Regions from separate parts of the Homo sapiens genome. Here region 1 is linked to region 2. A link is a loop called in an ENCODE intact Hi-C map of the cell type or tissue named here. Cell type or tissue: PC-3. All regions are shown on one strand. Links, peaks and the distances in the headings refer to the core of each region. The heading gives the core; the rest is flanking DNA.

The links. Peaks named below come from ENCODE experiments on the same cell type or tissue, not always from the same donor. Only the 100,000 strongest peaks of a DNase experiment are listed, where the experiment ranks them.
Region 1: it touches region 2 in a loop (7-fold over the local background); 1 of 110 quality-filtered maps calls a loop at or near these places.

The regions. Positions count from the first base shown.
Region 1 is chr5:133,685,587-133,688,502 of GRCh38, forward strand. It overlaps a transcript of FSTL4 not described here. Among named protein-coding and RNA genes, the nearest start is that of FSTL4, 75 kb to the left of the region's middle. In PC-3, for the core only: no CTCF peak of the experiment used is centred there; a DNase peak (open chromatin) is centred at 1,145; H3K27ac peaks cover 1,941 bases.
Region 2 is chr5:133,753,341-133,756,256 of GRCh38, forward strand. It overlaps a transcript of FSTL4 not described here. Among named protein-coding and RNA genes, the nearest start is that of FSTL4, 140 kb to the left of the region's middle. In PC-3, for the core only: CTCF peaks have their summits at 1,390 (motif pointing right) and 1,590; a DNase peak (open chromatin) is centred at 721; H3K27ac peaks cover 1,026 bases.

The DNA of each region.
Region 1 (2,916 bases), core at 110-2,609, 68 kb before region 2:
CTGCTGCTTTCTAGCACCTCCGCAGGCCCCACCCAGGAGGGAACTGCCTCACCCCTCTCAGTGGGATTCTTGAGCCCTCTTGGGCACCCACAACATGATAGTCCTGGAAGGCTGGGACAACTAGCCAGGCATGAGCCAGAGGGTATGGGCTTATGGCCAGTGCTGGCAGGAGGCAGGCAGGCCCCAATTCTCTGGGGACAGATGCCTGTGAAATCAGTCCCAATGCCTCCACTGGCAACTGCCTTAAAATCGCACACCCTCACTGTGTCCCAGCCGTGTCCCTGAGGCTTATCAGCTCTGACATACTCCCGATTCATTTATTTTTCTTATTCGCCACACAATCTCTTCTAGAGGGGCATCATTTCCCTGGCAAGTGGCACGGTTGTCAGATCACCTGATTAAGAGGTCTGCATTCATTACTGTGAAACTGCCCAGCCCTGCATCTATGAGGCGCCCACAGGACAGCACAGGGGACTCTGTTCTGGGATTTTTGTTTTCTCCCCTGATGTCAAATAAAAATTATAATTATGAGCATCCTACATGTCTTCTATGACAAAGCTGTCATCCCTCTGGCCCTTACTGGCCTTGGGAAAATAATCTGTGTAAAAGTGAACAGCCCAGACCCCAGAGTCAGACTGCCTGCTTTCAGACTCTGTTCCTCTACTCACTAGCTCTGCACCTTAAGCAGTGTCATCAAACTCTCCTCAGTTCTTCCATCTGTAAAATGGGGATGAGAGAAATGCCCACCTCAGAGAGTGGCCAGTAGGGTCACATGAGGTAGTGTTACATGAGGTAGTGTTATAAGGTAATATTATAAAATGCTCACATTGTGTCTGGCACATGGTCAGTGCTTTATAAGAGTTACACGAATCAGTCAGGCCCATCCTTTGGATAGTTCATTTTATTCAGTGTCAGAATTAATTGTGTTTATTGGATGTGGCTCAGAAGCCACCCCATTAACACAGCATGGATAACTGACGTGTATGCCCATGTCTGTGCAGAAGCTTCCCCTTATCCACACACGTTCTGTCAATACCTGCAGGCCAGGTGGGATAGGCAGCAGAGGTATTATCATCCCCATTTCACATACAAAGGGACTTCAGGTCAGGGGATAAGGGAAATGACTTATTCAGAGTTACAAGGATAGAATAAAACCAGGATCACTTGACTCATGTGTTACTTTCATTGATGTTTACTCTGATCTGTGCATCAGGAATTAAGGTGTAGGCAACCCAGGCTGCCAGAGGGGAAGACTCCGGAGAACTGACCTCTGCAGAAACACATTTTGCAATGGAAGTAAGATTGTGTGGGGAGCAGCCAGGCATGGAAGACTGGTCCGTCTGGACAGTGGTTGGTGGGAAGAAGCAAAGGCTTAGTCTTGGAGGGTGAGATGTTCCCCGGGTGAAGGAGGCGGGAAGGGCACTGCAAGTGTGCACACAACAAAACATACACAGGCACCAGAGTAGGAAACAGTGGCATGCCTGGGAGCCACAGGTTGCACAGTGGGACGAGCCTGTGGCCCAGGGCAAGTGTCGGGGGAACTGGGACTGAGGACCCCACATGTCACAACTCAAGGAGTGTGGACTCGATCCTGTGGTCAGCAGGGAGCCACTGAGAGGCTAAATAGGGGGGGCATGGGTTGTATGGTAGGATCTGCGTGATAGAAATACTAAGAAAAGTGATTGTGTGGACTGGACTGGGGAGGAGGGCAGTGAGCCCAGCGGCAGGGAGGCCAGGTTGGAGCCTTATGTCTTTTAATTCAACCAGCCCCTCTTATCTGCCAAACACTCTGTGGCGTGAGGCTAAGTGGTAAGCAAAACAAAGCCGCAGCCCTCTTGGAGTTTACCTTTCAATCCCGCAAGAGGTGATAAGCTCCTCAGCCCGGGTAGTGATATTCCAACACAGAGAGGAGGAGAGAGATCTGAGGAACACCCAGGGGGGCTTTACAGGGCGTCAGTTAAAACTCATTGCACACTGGAAGGGCTTTGGAAAGCCTTCCATTCTTCCTACTCACTAAGGAATGCCTCCAAATTCAAACATGTTTTGGGTTGCCAAAACCAGAAGGTGGTTTGTTTAGGCACGTTCCTTATTCTCCAAATGCATACATTCAACTTTCAAATTAAGAATTATAATTGATGATCTAGATGTGGCTGCTATGAATAGAGATCCAAAATAGTAGTAGCCTAAATAAGAGAGACGTCTATTTCTCTCTTGCACCACAACTTGGGCACCATCAGTGCAGGCTGGCGCCATGGCTATTGCACACAGTGTCAGGAGCCCAGACTCCTTCAATCTGCCTGCTGCTCCCATCCCCAGGGAAGCTGCCTCCTCCCCAGGTCCCAGATGGCTCACCCCCACTATGTTTGCATTCCTGACAAAATGGGAAGGAAAAAGGGGGAAATAGAAGGCAGACCCTTTAAAGGAACCACCTGGAAATAGCTCACATCACTGTGCTCAGCTTGGCCGGAACTCAGTTAACTGGCTAAACCTAGCTATCAGGAAGGCTAGGAAATGTAGCCAACTAAAAATTGGTGGTTCTAGGCCGGGCACAGGGGCTCACGCCTGTAATCCCAGCACTTTGAGAGGTCGAGGCAGGCGGATCACTTGAGGTTAGGAGTTTGAGACCAGCCTGGCCAATACAGTAAAACCCCGTCTCTACTAAAAAATACAAAAAAAATTAGCCAGGCGTGGTGAAGTATGCCTGTAGTCCCAGCTACTCAGGAGGCTGAGGCAGGAGAATTGCTTGAACCCAGGAAGCGGAGGTTGTAGTGATCCGAGATCACACCATGGCACTCCAGCCTGGGTGACAGAACGAGACTCCGTCTCAAAAAAAACAAAAGCAAGCAACAACAACAACAAATGGTGGTTCTAGAGAACGAGAAGAGAATAGATGTTAGGAGACAACCAGTTCTCTCT
Region 2 (2,916 bases), core at 287-2,786:
CACTGGCAGGCATGGTTACTTCTACTCAGTGACTTAACAGCCCTCATCACTGATGCTTGTTCTCCCAACTCCTCTGAAATAAGGGAGGGTGGGACCCAGGAGTCCCTAATCTCAGGTGGCTCACATTGCCTGGTTCCCCCATCAAATTGGCCACTCGATGAGCTGGAGAAGATTCACAGACACTTATATGGGAAACTGAGCTAAGCCAGGTGGTAACTCTCACTAGGGGCTGGCCAGGGGACTGGACACATGGTTCCAGCCAGCTGTACCACTCAATAACTATTTGACCCTGCCTGGACTTATCCCTTCTCTCCCCTGGGCCTTTGTGGGTCCACATTTGTTCTGTGTGTGTGTGTGTGTGTGTGTGTGTGTGTGTGTGTGTGTGTGTAGTGGCAGGGAAGGTCTGGCCCAGACATTCTGTGACCATAACCAACTCTCCCCATTCCTGCATAGCATCAGGTAGTGAGTGGCTGTCTGGGCACACCAATACAGTGAACCATAGTGCAGCCCAGTGTTTAAACTATGGACTTTAAATGCAGATAAGCCTAGGTTCAAGTCCCAGTTATGCCCCTTAACTTCTCTAAGCTGCAGTTTCAGCCTCTATAAAATAGGATAAAAAAGGAGATTGCAATAAGAAAATGGCTGTGAGTGTTAGCATAATGACTAATAGTGGGGAACCCAGGCAGGAAGCTCTGCTGTACCATTCGTGCCCTGAGGATATCCCAGCCCCATGTTCCGCCAACAGTGGAGACAACTTATACACAGCATACAAAGTAATCAGAGTCAGACAAGAGAATTTGACTTACAATTCAATCATCCAACTCTAGACAAGAGAGCAAACCGGAACCACCTCAGGGAGCCTAGTCTTCATTTTGTAATAAGTTAGTGAAGAAAATAAATACAAACTATCAATTTTTATCCTAGTCATAATGAAGTTTATTAGAAGGTATAATTGCTATGAAATAGAACTGACAATGATTAAAATTCCACACTGCACACTTTGTTAGAGCTAAAAGATATATATATATAAAAAGATCAAAATGTCCTAATAAAATTTAGATCTGCAAATATTTGTCCACGTAAATTGGATTTGAAAGAAACAATGGCCACACAAAAATTCACAATGGCAGAAGTTATAATGGATAGTTTGATAGATGTATTCAATCCTCCCTGTATAGTTTACACAAAACAGAATTAAATTCTTTGAAATAATTTTAGTAAAATTAGTATTACAAATAAGTTTACTAGACAGGATAGAAAACTGATGAAGGAATTAAACTAGTTTAATGAGGCTCACCTCAGAAAACCCACTATGTCTGCATTCATAAACACCAAGCCCAAGAGACCATGGTCAAAATACCTGTCAGGTCCACGCTCTGGGGACAAAATGCCCAGTGCTCACTAGAGGGCAGTATCCTGAGCCCAGTGGAGCTCAGACGTGTGAAGACAACATGTTGATTCTGCTCTAACTCTAGAGCCTACCGTTTAAGACAGACATTCCTGGACACCATCCACCTTTCCAGCCATCCCTCCCACCTTCCCCCACACCCTGAAGTCAAACTGGATTATTTTAGCCTGGGTTCCTTCGTGTACATTATCCCCTCTGTCTGGCAGGTCTTCCCATACCCCACTTCCCACCCTTCCTTCAAGACCCAGCTCTTGCTCCTCCTCCTCATTGCCTCCCACATGGCCTCCATCCCCCTGCAAGCCAGACCTCACCCTTCCTCATAGGCTCCTCCTGCCAAAGTCACCAATGACCTCTTCGTTGCCAACTCCATGGAAACTCTCAGATTTCCTTCTCTACCCATCACTCCCTCCTTCTGGCAACCATTTCTTTCTAAGTTTCCATGACCCCTTGGGCAATGCAGTTCCTTTTGGCCAAGGGCAATTCCTAGAAAGGGATGCAGCTGTGAGCTGTTATCAACCTACACCCAGGATAGCACTCTCACTCTGTCCCAGTTGCCTGGAAATATCATTTTTATTCTCTCTAAACATTCTGATGACCAAGAGCTGGTCCCGGGACAATAAAAGCAGCAATGAACCTGCCCCTCCACCTGCTATAGACAGGATACCACCATTATCCTTCCTCCACCAGCTCTCTTGGCTCAGAAATGGCCCTAAACCCAAAGCAGTAAAACTCAAGCACCTCTTCCATCAGACCCTCACATCCTCTCCTCCCCCTGCCCACCACCTCTCACACATACTCTAGACCTCACCCACATTTCAGCATACCTCAAATCTTGGCATAAATGTGCACTCCCCTTTTTCTGCCTGATGGGCTTCTACTTGCATCTTCAAAATCCAGCCCCAGCATCACTACCCAAAGCACCCTTCTCCATGTAGATCATAGCCAGCTCTCTGCTTTACAGGAGGACTGTTTCTTAGCACTGGGAGCTGAGACTCACCTTCCACAATGCTTTGGACTCCAAGGGGAGCACCTGGCGGGTATAAGCATAAAACAACCCTGTTCTTTCTCACAACTGTCTCTCTTCATCAAACTGTGTTCAGCCCATCTTCTCTTCCCAGGGAGAAAATCTCTGGCAAATTTCACAGCTGTTTGGTCACTGTCATTTATCCATTTCACAAATATTACTGAATGCCTACTATGTCCCAGGTTGCAGCAACACACAATGAACAAAACAAGAAGCAAAATGCAACACAACAGAAACAAACTTCTTGCCTTCACAGAGCTTACATTCTAGTGGAATACACAGGCAGTAAGCAATACAGTGCAGAGCATGTTAAGTAGGGAGGAGGCAGCTGGCAAGAGCGGGCTTATAATTTTAGTCAGGCTGAGAAAGTGGTGTTTGGGAGGAGACTCTAGGAGGAGAGGAAGGGAGATGCACAGACACCTCAGGCAAGGCATTTCGGGCAGGAGGAAGAGCAGGCACAATGTCCTGGGATGGGATGTGCCAG